Regions from separate parts of the Homo sapiens genome. Here region 2 is linked to region 1. Evidence: chromatin loops called from intact Hi-C (ENCODE). Cell type or tissue: gastrocnemius medialis. All regions are shown on one strand. Each heading gives the region's core, and the rest is flanking DNA. Links, peaks and the distances in the headings are about the cores only. Region 1 has its middle 27 kb from the start of CCDC126. Region 2 overlaps CCDC126 (coiled-coil domain containing 126).

Region 1 (9,722 bases), core at 808-8,807:
GTAGTCTCAGCCTTCTGGGCTCAGGTGATCCTCCCACCTCAGCCTCCCAGGTAGCTGGGACTACAGGTGTGTGCCAGCATGCCTGGTTAATTTTTTGTAGAGACAAGGTTTTGCTATGTTACCCAGGCTAATTTCAAAATCCTAGGATCAAGCGATCTGCCCGCCTCAGCTTCCCAGAGTGCAGGGATTACAGGCGTGAGCCACTGTTCCTGGCCTCTGTGAGTTATCTCTTCACATTGTTAATTGTTTCCTTTGTTTTATAGAAGCTTTTTAGCTTGACATAATCCAGTTTTCTGTTTTGCTTTGGTCACCTGTGCTTTTCAGGTCTTACAGAAAAAAAATCTTTGCCCAGATGCATGTACTGGAGCAATTCCCCAATGTTTTCTTCCAGTAGTTTCATAGTTTCAGGTCTTAGAATCAACTATTTAATCCATTTTGAATTTATTTTAATGAATGGTGAGAGATATAGGTCTAGTTTCATTCTTTTTTTTAAAATTTTATTATTACTATACTTTAAGTTTTAGGGTACATGTGCACAACGTGCAGGTTTGTTACATATGTATACATGTGCCATGTTGGTGTGCTGCACCCATTAACTCTTCATTTAGCATTAGGTATATCTCCTAATGCTATCCCTCCCCCCTCCCCCCACCCCACAACAGTCCCTGGTGTGTGATGTTCCCCTTCCTGTGTCCATGTGTTCTCATTGTTCAATTCCTACCTATGAGTGAGAACATGTGGTGTTTGGTTTTTTGTCCTTGTGATAGTTTGCTGAGAATGATGGTTTCCAGCTTCATCCATGTCCCTACAAAGGACATGAACTCATCATTTTTTATGGCTGCTAGTTTCATTCTTTTGCATAGAGTTATGTAGTTTTTCCAATACCATTTATTGAAAAGACTGTCCTTTTCCAATTGTATGTTTTTGGTGCCTTTCTCAATAATGAGTTGTTGTAAATGTGTGGATTTATTTCTGGGTTCTCTATTCTGTTTTATTGGTCTGTGTGTTTGTTTCTATGCCAGTACCATGCTGTTTTGGTGACTATAGTTTGTAATAAATTTTGAAGTCATGTAGTGTGATGCCTGTAGCTTTGTTCTTTTTGCTCAGGATTCCTTTGGTTATTTAGGGTCTTTGTGGTTCCATATAAATTTTAGGATTGCTCTTTCTATTTTTGTGAAGAATGTCATTGGTAATTTGATAGGGATTACATTGATCTGTAAATTGCTTTGGGAAGTATTGTCATTTTAACAATATTCTAATCTATGAGCATAAAATATTTTTCTATTTTTAAATGTCCTCTTCCATTTATTTCATTAAAGTTTATTTTTATTTTTATTTTGTTGTTGTTGTTGTTGTTTTGAGACGGAGTCTTGCTCTTGTTGCCCAGGCTGGAATGCAATTGCATGATCTCGGCTTACTGCAACCTCCGCCTCCTGGGTTCAAGTGATTCTCCTGCCTCAGCCTCCCGAGTAGCTGGGATTCCAGGCACCTGCTACCACATCCGGCTAATTTTTGTATTTTTAGAGACAGGGTTTCGCCATATTGGACAGGCTGGTCTCGAACTCCTGACCTCAAGTGATCCACCCGCCTTGGCCTCCAAAAGTGCTGGATTACAGACATGAGCCACCACGCCCGGCTTAATTTTGGTTTCTATGTTGATTTTTCCGTCCGAAAAATCTATCTAGTTTTGAAAGTGGGGTGTTGAAATGTTCTACTATTCTTGTGTTGAAGTCTCTCTCTCTCTCTAGCTAGAATAATATTTGCTTTATATGTCTGGGTGCCTTAGTGTTGGATGCATATATATTTGCAACCGTTATATCCTCTTGCTGAACTGACTCCTTTATCATTATATAATGACCTTCTTTGTCTCTTTTTACAGTTTTTGACTTTGTCTATTTTATCGGATGTAAGTATAGCTACTCCTGCTCTTTTTTGGTTTTCATTTGCATGAAACATTTTTTTTCCACCCTTCTCTTTCAGTCTATGTGTGTCTTTATAGGTGAGGTGAGTTTCTTTTTTATTTTATTTATTTTATTTATTATTTATTTATTTTTTTGAGACGGAGTCTCGCTCTGTCGCCCAGGCTGGAGTGCAGTGGCACAATCTCGGCTCACTGCAAGCTCCGCCTCCTGGGTTCACCCCTTTCTCCTGCCTCAGCCTTCCAAGTAGCTGGGACTACAGGCGCCCGCCACCACGCCTGGCTAATTTTTTGTATTTTTAGTAGAGACGGGGTTTCACCGTGTTAACCAGGATGGTCTCGATCTCCTGACTTCGTGATCCGTCCACCTCGGCCTCCCAAAGTGCTGGGATTACAGGCGTGAGCCACTGCACCCGGCTGGTGAGGTGAGTTTCTTGTAGGCAGTATGTAGTTTAGTCTTTTTATTTTTATCCATTCAGCCATTCTATGTTTTTAAATTGGAGAGTTTAGTCCATTTACATCCAATGCTATTATTGATAGGTAAGGACTTCTTATTGCCGTTTTGTTACCTGTTTTCTGGTTGTTTTCTAACTCTTCTTTCTTTCTTACTGTCTTCCTTTGTGGTTATTTTCTCTGGTAGTGTGGTTCACTTTCTTGCTTTTATTTTTTGTGTGTCTATTATAGGTTTTTGTTTTGTGGTTACCATGGGGGTTACAAAAAAAATCCTATAATTATAAGAAGTCATTTAAAACTGATGACAACGTTGTAAAGAAAAGAAATAGCTAAAACAAAACTAAAAAATTCTATACTGTTACTGCATTCCTCTCACATTTTCATTTTTTTGTGGTCTCAATTTATATATTTTTTATCTTAAATTTTTTTTTTTCTGAGATAGAGTCTTGCTCTGTCGCCCAGGCTGGAGTGCAATGGGGCAATCTCAGCTCACTGCAACCTCTGCCTTCAGGTTCAAGCGATTTTCCTGCCTCAGCCTCCTGAGTAGTTGGGATTACAGGCACCTGCCACCACACCCAGCTGATTTTTTCTTTTTTTTGAGACAGAGTCTCGCTCTATCACCCAGGCTGGAGTGTAGTGGTGCAATCTCGGGTCATTACAACCTCCGCCTCCTAGGTTCAAGCGATTGTCCTGCCTCAGCCTCCCGAATAGCTGGGACTACAGGCGTGCACCACCATGCCCAGCTATTTTTTTGTATTTTCAGTAGAGACGGGTTTCTTTTTTTTTTTTTTTTGAGACAGTCTTCGCTGTGTTGCCCAGGCTGGACTGCAGTGGCACGATCTCGGCTCACTGCAAGCTCTGCCTCCCAGATTCACACCATTCTCCTGCCTCAGCCTCCCGAGTAGCTGGGACTACAGGTGCTCGCCACCATGCCTGGCTAAATTTTTGTATTTTTTGGTAGAGGCGGGGTTTCACCTTGTTAGCCAGGATGGTCTCAATCTCCTGACCTAGTGATGGGCCCGCCTGGGCCTCCCAAAGTGCTGGGATTACAGGCGTGAGCCACCGTGCCTGCTAATTTTTGTGTTTTTAGTGGAGTTGGGGTTTCACCATGTTGATCAGGCTGGTCTGGAACTCCTAACCTCAGGTGATCACCTGCCTCAGCCTCCCAAAGTGCTGGGATTACAGGCATGAGCCACCGCGCCCAGCCTTTATCTTAATTTTTAAATTTTAAAATAATTTCTCTTTCCCATTGGTCTGTGTGATGCATCACTTTATATCTTTTTATAGTGTCTTCCACTTAATAAAATGCTGTATTATTTTTCATGTATTTTTTAATCTTTATACTTAAAACATAAGTGGTTTCTACACTACAATTACAGTTTTAGAGTATTGTGAATTTGTCCATGTACTTGCTTTTACCAGTGAGTTTTATACCTTCAGATACTTTCTTGTTGCTTGTTAGCATCCTTTTCTTTCAGATTGAAGAACTTCCTTTAGGATTTCTTGTAAGACAGATCTGATGGTGATAAATTATCTCAGCTTTTGTTTGTCTGGGAAAGTATTTCTCCTTCATATGGGAAGGATAGCTTTGCTGGAAACAGTATTTTCAGTCAAAAGTTTTTTTCCTTCACTTTGAATATGTCATATCATTCCTTCCTGTCCTATAAGTGTTCCACTGAAAAGTCTGCTACTAGACATATTGGATCTCCTTTATGTGTTACTCGTTTTTTTTTTCTTGCTGCTTTTAGGATCCTTTCCTTGTCCTTGTCCTTTGAGAGTTTGAGTATTATATGCTTTGGAGAGTCTTATTTTAATTGAATCCCCATGGTGATTTTTGACCTTTTTATACCTGGATATTAATATTGCTCTCAAGATTTGCATACTTCTCTATTATTATTTATTTGAATAAATCTTCTATCCCTATCTCTTTCTCTACTTTCTCTTTTAGGTCAGTGACTCTTAGATTTGCTATTTTGAGGCTATTTTCTATATCTTTAAGTGTTTTTTCATTCTTTTTTCCTTTTTTCTCTTCTGCATATTTTCAAATAGCTTTGAGCTCACAAATTCTTTCTTTTGCTTGATCAGTTCTTCTGCTGACACACTTGACGCATTTTTAAACTTGTCAATTGCATCTTTCAGCTCCAAGTTTTCTGTGCTTAAAAATTATTTCAATCTCTGTTAACTCTGATAAATTTTAGAATTACTTCTCTGTTTTATTGAAGTTCTTTGAGCTTCCTCAAAATAGCTGTTTTGAATTCCCTGTCTGAGAGGTCATATGTCTCTATCTCTCCATGGTCAGTTATTGGTGTTGTATTTAGTCAGTTTGGTGAGGTGATATTTGTTCTTAATGTTCTGTTCTTTTTTTTTTTTTGAGATGGAGTCTCACTCTGTTGTCCAGGCTGGAGTTCAGTGGCACGATCTTGGCTCACTGCAACCTCTGCCTCCTAGGTTCAAGCAATTCTCCTGCCTCAGCCTCCTGAGTAGCTGGGATTACAGGCATGCACCACCACATCCAGCTAATTTTTGTATTTTTAGTAGAGATGGGGTTTCACCATGTTGGCCAGGATGGTCTTGAACTCCTGACTTTGTGATTTGCCCGCCTTGGCCTCCCAAAGTGCTGGGAGTGCATGAGCCACTGCGCCCGGCTTTGTTCTTAATGTTCTTAATGCTTGTGGACATTCATCGATGTCCAGGCATTGGAGAGGTGGGTATTTATTCCAGTTCTCACAGTCTGACTTAGTTTGTTCCTGTCCTTCAGAGGGCCTTCAAAAGATTCAAAAGGAACTCTTGGGTTCTTGTCTATGGTCACTGCAGCCATTTCAGCACCAGAGGGCACCCTAAGCCCAGTTATGCTGTGACTCTCTTCCAGCCTCCTAGATACCCAGCCCAGATGGACGTGGGGATGATCAGGGAGAAATCCCTGAGTTGCAAGGGAAAGTCACTCATTCATTTTCCTCTTTGTCACCCAAATGCCCAAATAGAAGGAGTCTCTCTCAGCACTGAGCTGCCTGAAGTTGGGGGAGGGGTTATATGGGCACCTCTGTGGCCATCACAGCTGGTATTATGCTAGGTTACACCCCAAGAACATAGCTTCCTGACCAGTGCAGCACTAGGGGTCACACAAAGACCGAGGTCACTATGGCCTGGCTGCCACTAACACTTATTCAGGCTTTACCACCCTTTCCTTCCCCACCCACCCCTCCAGCACACAGATTCTTCCTACAAGCTGCTTTAGTTGCTTGGGGTTAAGGGAGGAGTTGTGTCGGCAATGTGAGACTGTCCCTTCTACCCTTTTTAATGTGTCTTTTCTTCTTATTATGCTAAAACCAGGTACTGTGATTGCTCCTCTGATTTTGTAATTCTTGTGAAGGTGCTTTCTTACGTGGAGATTTGTCCAATTGGAGGTTCCTGTGCAGGGACGATTGCTGGAGGGTTCTTTTCAGCCATCTTGCTCCACCTCCCTTGAGACAGTTCCTATTAGTTTGCTGAAGTCTGTGCTCTGGCAAGCAAATATACTACTTGGATGAAGGAGGCAGAAATATAGATCAGATGCTAGTACAAATGAGTGGTTACTGGTTAGATAACTTTGCTTATAAAGTGTTTAGCCAATGGATCAATATCAAACTAGACAAATGAAAAATTCAAATTGTGAAAGAGTAGGTTGAGAACAATACCATTTTGGTTTTGAAAATGATATATTTGAATTCAAAATATAAGCCTAGGCAGCGTAGTGAGACCCTGTCTCTATAAAAAATGAAAATAATAGCTGGAGATGGTGGTGTGTACCTGCTAGGGAGGCTGAGGTGGGAGGATCACTTGAGCCCAGGAGTTTGAGGTTACAGTGAACTATGATCACACTGTTGCACTCCAGCCTGAGTGACAGAGTGAGACCCTGTCTCTGACAAAACAAACAAACAAAAAACAAAAAACAAAAGAGAACAAGGAAATATTTATGTATTATCAGCAGTGTAAGGTAGCACAGCTGTCCAACAGAGCAATACTCAGTGATGTTAAGAATATGTGTACTCTGTGACTCTCTACAACAATTTGACTCCTGAGAATATATCCTAGAGGAACCCTTCATTGACAATCAGGGAGACAGAAATAAGGATGTTCATCATATTTTTGTTTGTAGCAAACAAGAAGCAACATAAAAGCAGTACCTTAGACCTGGACAAGAGGGGCCTCTGCTCTAGATCTGCACTTCAGAATTCTTCGTGTATCACAATGACATAAAAAGTACACATGGGCACCCTGGCCACTGACTTCATATTTAGGGCTGGCACAGCCTGACCTGTGACCCTGCATATTCTTTGTTGTGACTGATGTTATTCAGGCTCCAGGGCAATGCATCCATATATCTTGCTCTACGTCCTTAAAAAAGGGGGCTGAATTAGAATGTTGCAAAGGTCTTTAGATTGTACTGTTGCCAGCCTTGGAGATGGGCACTGCTTCGGAGCATAGAAAACACTTGAGTGGCAAAAAAAACTCAGGTAAGGGATAAAATAAATTAATTACAGAACTTGACAAATCCTTCCTCTCAGATGCTACAAATACATTAGAATCTCACATAATGAAGCATCGTTTCTCAGTAGTGCTGGGGATCCATTTCTTTGCTTCTCTCGATGTTCCAATTCAGGTTACTCACAAATTAACACTGTGTTTGCAACACACAAACCTAGCAGCTGAGGTGCATTTGCAATAATGAGCAATTCATATTACTAAATATATATATATGTGGTTTAGACAAAGGGGCTTAAAATGAATAACTGATTATTTACATTGGCAACTAAATGGACACAGTGCTAGAATTGTAAATAGTTTTATTTTTGTAAAAATATATTAAGCTTGTAATCCCAGCACTTTGGGAGTCTGAGACAGGAAGATCACTTGAGCCCAGGAATTTGGGACCAGCCCAGGCAACATAGTGAGACCCCATCCACACACACACAATTAGGAGAATTGTTTAAGCCTGGGAGGTCAAGGCTACAGTGAGCCAATATTACACCACTGCACTCCAGCCTGGATGACAGAGCAAGACCCTGTCTCAAGGAAAAAAAAAAATATATATATATATATATATAAAAATACATATGAAATATGTATTATATATGTACATGAAAGTTTAGTCAAATTTTCAAAAAACTAAATTTACTTATTTATTTATTTATTGAGACTGAGTCTCGCTCTGTCACCCAAGCTGGAGTACAGTGGCGTGATCTTGGCTCACTGCAACCTCCGCCTACCGGGTTCAAGCAATTCTCATGCCTCAGCCTCCCAAGTAGCTGGGATTACAGGCACGTGCCACCACGCCCGGCTAATTTTTGTATTTTTAGTAGAGACGGAGTTTCACCATGTTGGCCAGGTTGCTGTCTAACTCCTGACCTCAAGTGATCTGCCCACCTTGGCTCCCAAAGTGCTAGGATTACAGGCGTGAGCCACTGCACCCGGCCAGAAAACTAGATTTAAAATTCCACTTCATTTCAACTATTTTGACCAAATATTTGTTTTTTTGTTTGTTTGTTTGTTTGTTTGTTTAGTGAGATGAATGATTGCCTTTATTTATTTTGAGATAGCTTTTTGCTCTGTTGCCCAGGCTGGAGTGCAGAGGCTTGATTATACCTCACCGCAGCTGCAACCTCTCAGGCTCAAATGATCCTTCTGCCTCAGCCCCCCAAGTAGCTGGGACCACAGGTGCATTCTGCTACACCTGGCAAATTCTTTATTTTTTGTAGAGCTGGGATTTTCCTATGTTTCCCAGGCTGATGTCAAACTTCTGGGCTCAAGCAATCCTTCTGCCTTGAACTCTCAAAATGCCAGATAGTAAGTGGGAGCCGCCATGCCTGCCCAATATTATTTTAACCGCACAATGATTACAGAAAACAGTGTGACCTTTCTAGGTTTAGAATAAATTATTTTGAAAATAGAAGCTAAACATTTAAGACAGATAAATAGCAATCACGGTCCAGGATAAAAATTCAAAATAATACAAAATAATAATTATTTTGAATGGCTAAACATTTAAAACAGATAAATAACAATCACTGTCCAGGATGAAAATTCAAAATAATTCAAAATAATAATAATGGTTAATAAAGTGAGAAAAGAAATCATACACAAAATAGAAATCGAAATATTTACATTATTCACTTCAACTAGATTGCAGAAAGTCATGTTGAATAATTATATATACACACATATTTGAACTACCAAAAAACCCACAAAGAAGTAGAAAATTAAGGAATGCTTCACTGATTTTATACCTGCTATAAAAAAAAAGTTCAGGCTTTTGGCTTAAGTCACAAAGTGAGAAAACATTTCTCAGTTTTAAGCATTGATTCAAAAGATTGCCCAAAGCAAGCCAGCGAAGAAGTCTGGATGGCCCTGGAAGCACATTTCTTTCCCTCCTTTGGTAGCTTAGCAGGGAGCTGGCTCATCAGGACTGAGCCTGTCTGCAGAGGGACAGCTAGGCCACTGGCTGATGCTAATGTTCCCAGGAGGTAGAGATTCTTCAGGGCTGTTCCCAAGACCCTTGATGTGTCACTCTACACTTGGTGTTCTTCCTGGACCTGAGATCCCTTGATACATATATTTTTTTCTTTCTTGGAGAAACTAGGTCGTCCCCACTGTCTTTTTTTTTCTTTTTTTTCTTTTTTTTGAGACGGAGTCTCGCTCTGTCGCCCAGGCTGGAGGGCAGTGGCGCGATCTTGGCTCACTGCAAGCTCTGCCCCTGGGTTCACGCCATTCTCCTGCCTCAGCCTCCCGAGTAGCTGGGACTACAGGCGCCTGCCACCACACCTGGCTAATTTTTTTTTTTTTTTTTTGTATTTTTATTAGAGACCGGGTTTCACCGTGTTAGCCAGGATGGTCTCGATCTCCTGACCTCGTGATCCGCCCGTCTCGGCCTCCCGAAGTGCTGGGATTACAGGCGTGAGCCACCCCCACTCCCGTTTAGTTCAAAAATTTTTAAGTATGTAACAGTGAGGAGGCAAGGTCCTGTCTTCTCGACTGCTGTTCATGGCATGTCTAGTCTTTTGCCTTAGGCTGGCCCCAGAGACTTTGGCCAAGTTGCATTCAGAACATGTAGGCCAGGGCCAGGCATGGTGATTCATGCCTGTAATCCCAGCACTTTGGGAGACCCAGGTGGGTGGATCACTGGAGGTCAGGGGTTCGAGACCAGCCTGGCCAACATGGTGAAACCTCATCTCTACTAAGCATACAAGAATTAGGTGGGCATGGTGGTGCATGCCTGTAATCCCAGCTACCTGGGAGGCTGAGTCAGGAGAATTGCTTGAACCCAGGAGGTAGAGGTTGCAGTGAGCCGAGATCGTGCCACTGCACTCTAGCCTGG
Region 2 (9,722 bases), core at 1,449-9,448, 52 kb after region 1:
ACAGAGTGAGATGCTGTCTCCAAAAAAAAAAAAAAAAAAAAAAAAAAGAAAAGGAAAAAAAAAGCTGTCTTTTGTTACATCTCTGAGGTTATCAATGGTAGCTTTTCTGAAGCGTTTTTATGTTTCTTCCAAATATATCTGGTGATCCTTATTCTTTGTCTGTATTTGAGAAATGAGGCACTAAAAGGTTGATGGCAAATGCTGAGCTTTTGTGTGGTATTCACTATAGGATGATCTGGCTGGGACATTTCTTTGGGTATATCCTTAATATTTATAATGACTTCTCATACCAACTACCTGCAGTTAAGCCTGCAGTAAGGGCACAGTGCTCCACAAGACTGCCCTCACTTCAGACACCAGCCACTAGTTAGGGTATTCCCAGGCCACTTTCACTTCTGATCAAGTGGCTACAAATTTGTGGGTTATTACCTCCTTATGTTTGACAATTCACTAGATTGACCTGTAAAACTCACTGAAAAGTACTGTGCGTCACTTTTGATATAAATACTTTATTTTCAATCTGTAATTGAATTTGTGGATGCAGAACCCACAGATACAGAGATCTAACTAAGGGACATGAAAATCCATGGATTTTGGTATCCGTGGTGGGTCCTAGAACCAATTCCCTACAGATACAGAGAGCCAAGTATACTTACTATTACAGTTTTAGTGTAGAAGAAGGATAGATGCTAGAGCCAGCCAAAGGGAGATACGCATAGGACAAGGTCTGGGAGGGTACGAGATGCAGTTTCTGTTGTCCTCTCTTCATAGAACCAGGACACATTACCCTCCTGGCATATCCAACACACATCAGTGTGTGATAATATGCAGAATATTGCCAACTAGGGAATCTCACCTGAACTTCAATGTACAGTTGTATTGGGGTCTCATTATGTAGGCATGATTGAATCATTGCCCACGTGGTTGAACTTAATCTCCACCCCTCCTCCCCTCCCTGGAAGTCAGCTGAAAATCCCCAACTCTCTAATCACATGGTTGTCCTTTCTGACATGGCCAGCTCCCCAACCCCCCATTCTGGGTCTTCCCATTAGCACAAAATATCTAGAGCCCCACTCTGAGTTGCCTCCTTAAGGTAAACTAACAGATGTGGTCCCAGGGGCCTACCATGACTAATAAAGACATTCGTCACTCAGGAAATTCCAGGCACTTAGTGGCTACCTCCCAACAACTGGAGACAAAGATCAGCTAAATTTTTTTTTTTTTTTTTTTTTTTTAAATTTGAGACAGAGTCTTGCTCTGTTGTTCAGGCCGGAGTGCAGTGGTGCAATCTTGGCTCACTGCAACATCCACCTCCTGGGTTCAAGTGACTCTCCTGCCTCAGCCTCCCGAGAACCTGGGACTACAGGCATGCACCACCGCGCCCAGCTAATTTTTATGTTTTTTAGTAGAGATGAGGTTTTACCATGTTCAAGGCCAGGTTGGCCTTGAACTCCTGACCTCATGTGATCCACCTGCCTCCACCTCCCAGAGTGCTGGGATTACAGGGGTGAGCCACCGCGCTTGGCCTAAATTTTTTATTACACAGTATCAATGTATTTTATTCCTTTGAGATGATCTCTAATATCAGTATATTTAGGTCTCTCCTGTTGAGCTGGTCAGATACCCTGGAGAAGCACTTCCTGTCTGTTGCTGGAGAGTATAGGCCTGTAAGTGTTCTGGGATCTGAGCGAGAGAAAAAGGCTGGGCAAGGAAGAGTGATCTCAGCACTCACTACCTTCATTTACTCTTCCAGTTTCCAGTGTAAACCCAGGCCCTCAACTGCTCTATCCCCTTAAGAAAATACATCTCAGATCTTCTGCAGTGGGGGAGGTTTTGGAGTGGTGCACAGAATTTAAGGATGAATTGCTTCATAGAAAATAGTTAATGCATGCTGGGCTTAATACCTACCTAGGTGATGGGTTGACAGGTGCAGCAAATCACCATGGCGCAGGTTTACCTATGTAACAAACCTGCACATCTGAAGAAACAGGAGTGTGGCGTGACCATAGGGAAGCAAAAGAACACAAGGAAGTATGCAACCATGAAGCGCATGCTTAAACTCAGAGATCAGAGGCTTAAAGAAAAGGATAGATTAAAACCTACAAAGAAAGAAGAAAAGGATCCCAGCGCATTAAAGGAAAGAGAAGTTCCCCAACACCCTTCCTGCCTATTTTTCCAATGTAATGCACAGCTGGGCCCACCTTACTACATCCTTGTTGATACCAACTTTATTTATTTTTTCTTTTTTTTAAGAAAAATATATTTTTATTATACTTTAAGTTCTAGGGTACACGTGCACAATGTGCAGGTTTGTTACATATGTATATATGTACCATGTTGGTGTGCTGCACCCATTAACTTGTCATTTACATTAGGTATATCTCCTAATGCTATCCCTCCCCCCTCCCCCCACCCCACAATAGGCCCTGGTGTGTGATGTTCCCCTTCCTGTGTCCTAGTGTTCTCATTGTTCAGTTCTCACCTATGAGTGAGAACATGCGGTGTTTGGTTTTCTGTCCTTGCGATAGTTTGCTGAGAATGATGGTTTCCAGCTTCATCCATGTCCCTACAAAGGACATGAACTCATCCTTTTTTATGGCTGCATAGTATTCCATGGTGTCTATGTGCCACATTTTCTTAATCCAGTCTATCATTGTTGGATATTTGGGTTGGTTCCAAGTCTTTGCTATTGTGAATAGTGCTGCAATAAACATACGTGTGCGTGTGTCTTTATAGCAGCATGATTTATAATCCTTTGGGTACATACCCAGTAATGGGATGGTTGGGTCAAATGGTATTTCTAGTTCTAGATCCCTGAGGAATCGCCACACTGCCTTCCACAATGGTTGAACTAGTTTACAGTCCCACCAACAGTGTAAAAGTGTTCCTATTTCTCCACATCCTCTCCAGCACCTGTTGTTTCCTGACTTTTTAATGATCGCCATTCTAACTGGCGTGAGATGGTATCTCATTGTGGTTTTGATTTGCATTTCTCTGATGGCCAGTGATGATGAGCATTTTTTCATGTGTCTGTTGGCTGCATAAATGTCTTCTTTTGAGAAGTGTCTGTTCATATCCTTCACCCACTTGTTGATGGGGTTGTTTTTTTCTTGTAAATTTGTTTGAGTTCTTTGTGGATTCTGGATATTAGCCCTTTGTCAGATGAGTAGATTGCAAAAATTTTCTCCCATTTTGTAGGTTGCCTGTTCACTCTGATGGTAGTTTCTTTTGCTGTGCAGAAGCTCTTTAGTTTAATTAGATCCCATTTGTCAATTTTGGCTTTTGTTGCCATTGCTTTTGGTGTTTTAGACATGAAGTCCTTGCCCATGCCTATGTCCTGAATGGTATTGCCTAGGTTTTCTTCTAGGGTTTTTATGGTTTTAGGTCTAACATCTAAGTCTTTAATCCATCTTGAATTAATTTTTGTATAAAGTGTAAGGAAGGGATCCAGTTTCAGCTTTCTACATATGGCTAGCCAGTTTTCCCAGCACCATTTATTAAATAGGGAATCCTTTCCCCATTGCTTGTTTTTGTCAGGTTTGTCAAAGATCAGGTAGTTGTAGATGTGTGGTATTATTTCTGAGGGCTCTGTTCTGTTCTATTGGTATGTATCTCTGTTTTGGTACCAGTCCCATGCTGTTTTGGTTACTGTAGCCTTGTAGTATAGTTTGAAGTCAGGTAGTGTGATGCCTCCAGCTTTGTTCTTTTGGCTTAGGACTGACTTGGCAATGCGGGCTCTTTTTTGGTTCCATATGAACTTTAAAGTAGTTTTTTCCAATTCTGTGAAGAAAGTCATTGGTAGCTTGATGGGGATGGCATTCAATCTATAAATTACCTTGGCCAGTATGGCCATTTTCACGATATTGATTCTTCCTATCCATGAGCATGGAATGTTCTTCCATTTGTTTGTATCCTCTTTTATTTCGTTGAGCAGTGGTTTGTAGTTCTCCTTGAAGAGGTCCTTCACATCCCTTGTAAGTTGGATTCCTAAGTATTTTATTCTCTTTGAAGCAATTGTGAATGGGAGTTCACTCATGATTTGGCTCTCTGTTTGTGTGTTATTGGTGTATAAGAATGCTTGTGATTTTTGCACATTGATATTGTATCCTGAGACTTTGCTGAAGTTGCTTATCACCTTAAGGAGATTTTGGGCTGAGATGATGGGGTTTTCTAGATATACAATCATGTCATCTGCAAACAGGGACAATTGGACTTCCTCTTTTCCTAATTGAATACTCTTTATTTCTTTCTCCTGCCTGATTGCCCTGGCCAGAACTTCCAACACTATGTTGAATAGGAGTGGTGAGAGAGGTCATCCCTGTCTTGTGCCAGTTTTCAAAGGGAATGCTTCCAGTTTTTGCCCATTCAGTATGATATTGGCTGTGGGTTTGTCATAAATAGCTCTCATTATTTTGAGATAACGTTCCATCAGTACCTAGTTTATTGAGAGTTTTTAGCATGAAGGCCTGTTGAATTTTGTCAAGGGCCTTTTCTGCATCTATTGAGATAATCATGTGGTTTTTGTCTTTGGTTCTGTTTATATGCTGGATTATGTTCATTGATTTGTGTATGTTGAACCAGGCTTGCATCCCAGGGATGAAGCCCACTTGATCAAGGTGGATAAGCTTTTTGGTGTGCTGCTGGATTCGGTTTGCCAGTGTTTTACTGAGGATTTTTGCATTGTTGTTCATCAGGGATATTGGTCTAAAATTCTCTTTTTTTGTTGTGTCTCTGCCAGGCTTTGGTATCAGGATGATGCTGGCCTCATAAAATGAATTAGGGAGGATTCCCCCTTTTTCAGTTGATTGGAATAGTTTCAGAAGGAATGGTACCAGCTCCTCCTTGTACCTCTGGTAGAATTCGGCTGTGACTCCATCTGGTCCTGGACTGTTTTTGGTTGGTAAGCTATTAATTATTGCCTCAATTTCAGAGCCTGTTATTGGTGTATTCAGAGATTCAGCTTCTTCCTGGTTAGTCTTGGGAGGGTGTATGTGTCAAGGAATTTATCCATTTCTTCTAGATTTTCTAGTTTATTTGTGTAGAGGTGTTTATAGTATTCTCTGGTGGTAGTTTGTATTTCTGTGGGATCAGTGGTGATCTCTCCTTTATCATTTTTTATTGCGTCTATTTGACTCTTCTCTGATACCAACTTTATCAACTTTTCCTTAAAAGCGAAACTGGATTTAGTGCAGTCAACGATGGACTGTCTGTATGCCAGGTGTATCCCTTGTGTAACTGATTGTGTAATGGCTGAAATTGAGAAATTGGGGCAGAAGTATTGAGTGGCTCTAAGGATAGCCAAGGATCCAAGGTTTGTACTGTGTACACACAAAGGAACCTATGCAGATGACTGCTTAGTACAGAGAGTAGCTCAGCATAAATGTTACATTGTGGCCACAGTTGACCCTTAAGATTCCTGGAGTTCCTGTCATGTACATTTCTAACCATAGATACAACATTGAATGGTTGCCAGATGATTACAGAGCCCCTCCATTCTAAATCTTACAAGACACAATTCCTCTGCCTTTCTGCAACCAATGTTCTCTTGTTGCGAGTTCATTACACATGCAGTAACATGAATTATTATTCTGTTGACCTGTTTGCTCTGCTGTGAGCTGAGGATGGTTAAATATGCTCACTCTTTTTTTTTTTTTTTTTTTTTTGAGATGAAGTTTTGCTCTTGTTGCCCAGGCTGGAGTGCAATGGCACAATCTCAGCTCACTGCAGCCTCTGCCTCCCGGGTTCAGGCGGTTCTCCTGCCTTAGCCTCCCAACTGGCTGGGATTGCAGGCTCGCGCCACTATGCCCAGCTGATTTTTTTTTTTTTTTTTGGTATTTTTAGTAGAGACAAAAACTTTTGTATTTTTACTACAGAAAAATATGCCTCAGCCTCCCAAGGTGCTGGGATTGCAGGCATGAGCCACTGTGCCTGGCCTGCTCACTTTTTGATGCTGTTTTGGAATTGATATTTTGTCTCATAAAAATTTTAGACCAGGCATGGTGGCTCATGCCTGTGGTACAGCACTTTGAGAGGCCGAGGTGGGCGGATCACCTGAGGTCAGGAGTTTGAGACCAGCCACGACAACATGGCGAAACCCCATCTGTACTAAGAATACAAAGTTGGCCAGGTGTGGCGTTGCTTGCCTATAGTCCCTGCTGCTGTGGAGGCTGAGGCAGGAGAGTCACTTGAACCCAGAAGGCAGAGGTTGTGGTGGGCCGAAGTTGTGCCACTGCATTCCAGCCTAGGTGACAGAGTGAGACTGTCTCAAAAAAAAAAAAAAAAAAATTTAGTGATGGTCAAAGGGTACAAAATCTCAGACAGGAAGAATATGTTTTATACTTTATTGAGTTCTGTTGTACAGTGTGGTGCATATACTTAATAATGGGGTATTATACATTTCAAAATTGATGTTCTCATCACAGAAATATATTTGAAGTATTGGATATGTTAACTAGCTTGATTTAATTATTCCATATTGTATCCACAATTTATGACATCACTTCGTAACCCATAAATTTATACAATTATAAATTGTCGCTTTGTAGTAAAAAATTTTTGTTGTATCTTTTTAGGAATAAAAACCCCCTGCACATCCTGCACATATATCCCAGAACTTTGCACCTAGTCCTTCTAGGTTTTTAGTCCTTTCTTTACCTCTGTTTTCAGTAGTACATGGTGTAAAATTTCTGGGACCTTTCGGGGTAGGATTCTGTGGAGAAAACAGGATTGCTTCCTGGCTTTTCTTACTTCTCATTAAAGATTTAGCTTTCTCAGGTCTGCTAAGTCAGTTACCATTCAGCCCTGGAGTTTTGTTACTGTGGTCTCCTTTCTTGTTTGTTATCTTTAGCCTTGTGGATTTGTGCTTAAAAACATAAAGAGAAAAACAGTTTACTGTTTCTGTGGGTACCTAGACTAAGCTTATTCTAAATGCCTGTGTTCACTTCACCATCTTTACCTGGGAATGCCCTGGACACATATTTTTCCTTCTTCCCTTCATGATGATTTTCCTGAAATAATGATGGTTAGTCTGGTCTCAAACTCCTGGCCTCATGTCGTCCTTCCACCTCGGCCTCTCAAAGTGCTGGGATTACAGGCATGAGCCACCCTGGCCAGCCAGATATTATAGAAATAGATAACATAAATAAGCAAAAGCAGAGCAGAGGTAATTTCAGTTAATTTGGTATATATCAGCATTTGGCTATATATTTTCTTAAAGGGCTATGTCATAACTATTTTCAGTTTTGTGGGTTGTATATGGTGTCTGTTATAATAAATGAGCATGCCTATTTCCTAATAAAACTGTATTTTCAAAGATAGGTGGCCATTCAGCTGTAGTTTTCCAACCTGTGGTACCTATGCACGCATATTCCAACACATTGCTTTATTTTGAACAAAAATGGCATCGTACTGTACATGTTGGTTTTGCAACTTATTTATTTTCACTAAGTTACTGTAAATATACTTCCATTTTATACACATAGGTCTATTTTATCCTTTTTAATGACAATATTATTTCATTTTATTTTAATTTTTGAGACAGGATCTCATGCTCTTGCCCAGGCAGGAGTGTAGTGGAGTGATCATAGCTCAGTATAACCTCAAATTCCTGGGCTCAGGTGATCCCCCCACCTTAGCCACCCAAGTAGCTGAGACTACAGGTGTGCTCCACCCTGCCGGGCTAATTTTTTGTTGTTGTTGTTGAGTCAGGGTCTCACTGTGTTGCCCGGCATATTCTCAAACTTCTGGAATCAAGCGATCCTCCCACCTTGGCTTCCCAAAGTGCTCGGATTACAGATGTGAGCTACTATGCCTGGCCTATTATCTCATTTTATAAATGTCTTTCGTTTACTTCCCTAATGATCAATAATTTGGTGCTGAACTTTTTTTGTGTGTTTTATTTAGTGCTGTGGTGTATTTGTGTGTATGAAATATATGTGTGTGTATATGTATTTCATATTTGTGTGAATGTTTAAGAATAGATTACCTAATTGTGGAATTTTGGGGTCAAGGATGTGCACACGTTAAATTTAATAGACATTTGTCAGATTGCCCTCCAGAATGGTTCTACCAATTTACATTCTTACTATACCACTTTCCCGTCAGTGGGAAGGTGACCATTTATATGCAGACTTTGACCAATTCTATTTAATTTTAAATGGCATTTAGTTGTTTGCTTTTGGATTTATTTGCTTTCAGGGGAGGTTAAAAGATTTTTTTAAATGTTTGTTGGCTGTTTGTATTTCTTGTACATATGAGAATGTGAATTATTTGAGTCACGACAATTTTTCTGCTGGGAAATTTGTTTATTTCTTATTTGACTGATTTTTTTTTTTTTTTTTTTTTTTTGAGGCAGAGTCTTGCTCTGTTGCCCAGGCTGGAGTGCAATGGCGCTCTCTCAGCTCACTGCAAGCTCTGCCTCCCAGGTTCATGCCATTCTCCTGCCTCAGCCTCCCGAGTAGCTGGGACTACAGGCGCCCGCCACCACGCCCAGCTAATTTTTTTTGTATTTTTAGTAGAGACGGGGTTTCACTGTGTTAGCCAGGATGGTCTCGATCTCCTGACCTCGTGATCCACCCGCCTTGGCCTCCCAAAGTGCTGGGGTTACAGGCTTGAGCCACCGCTCCTGGCCTTGACTGATTCTTTATAAAGATGCTAATGCTGTCATGTGTTACAGAGGTTTTTCTTTTGATTTTCAGTTGCCTAATAACTGGGTGTGCTGTTTTAAAATTTTATGTAGTAAAATACATTTTTTATGATTTAGTTTTGTGCTGAAAATTTTTTTCTCCATAACTTATATTCTAATGTATTATGCTTTTTGTTGTTTTTTGTTTGTTTTACATTTATAGTTGTAATACAGTTGGGACTTCTGGTGTAAGCAGTAAGATGCAGCTTCTTTTCTCCAGATGAGTTAGCCAGTTATTCTAGTTTCATTATTTGAATTTCTTCCTTGGCTCCATTAATTTGAAATAGGAGTACAAATTATAATAAGATTAGAATTCTACAATAACTTAAACATTTAGCCATCTATAGAAACCATTTATCCATAGCCTTTCATTACTATACAAATAAGCTAGTCAATCAAAAATATTTATTGAATGGACCTCTTTTGAGCTGTTTATCCTATTTTTTCCAGTTGGTAAAATAAACATAAGCTAATATATTTTTTAATGGAAATTAAAAAAAATATTTATTTTAGGTTTGGGGGTACATGTGAAGATTTGTTATATAGATAAACACGTGTCTTGGGGGGTTCATTGTACATATTATTATATCATCCAGGTACTGAGCTTGGTACCCAATAGTTATCTTTTCTGCTCCTCTCCCTCCTCCCACCCTCCCCACTCAAGTAGACCCAGTGTCTGTTGTTTACTTCTTTGTGTTCGTAAGTTCTTATCATTTAGCTCCCACTTAGAAGTGAGAACGTGCAGTATTTGGTTTTCTGTTTCTGCATTAGCTAATATTTTTTAAAAATGCTAGTCTATAATAAATTGTTACTGTTTTGAAGACTGTGGACAGATTAATTCAACTTTATAATGACCTGTACATTTTGAACAGTTAATGTGTGCTTTCTCTTTAATCTATAATCATTTCCATCCACCTTATATCTTTTCCTCCACATTCTTAGTCCTCTGTGATGGAATTTTGTTTTCTTCCTATGTAATATTATCTCTGTTGGATTCTGTGATTTGCCTAGAACAATGAATTGGGAATACTTGCTCCAG

Evidence for each region. A loop is a pair of places that touch in the nucleus more often than their neighbours do. Peaks named below come from ENCODE experiments on the same cell type or tissue, not always from the same donor. Only the 100,000 strongest peaks of a DNase experiment are listed, where the experiment ranks them.
Region 2: it touches region 1 in a loop (7-fold over the local background); 2 of 110 quality-filtered maps call a loop at or near these places.

Annotation. Positions count from the first base shown.
Region 1 is chr7:23,565,583-23,575,304 of GRCh38, forward strand. No RefSeq gene overlaps it. Among named protein-coding and RNA genes, the nearest start is that of CCDC126, 27 kb to the right of the region's middle. In gastrocnemius medialis, for the core only: a CTCF peak has its summit at 5,184 (motif pointing right); a DNase peak (open chromatin) is centred at 5,219.
Region 2 is chr7:23,617,328-23,627,049 of GRCh38, forward strand. All of the region lies in intron 3 of CCDC126 (coiled-coil domain containing 126), which reads left to right. It also overlaps the pseudogene FCF1P1. Among named protein-coding and RNA genes, the nearest start is that of CCDC126, 25 kb to the left of the region's middle. In gastrocnemius medialis, for the core only: no CTCF peak of the experiment used is centred there; no DNase peak of the experiment used is centred there; H3K27ac peaks cover 743 bases.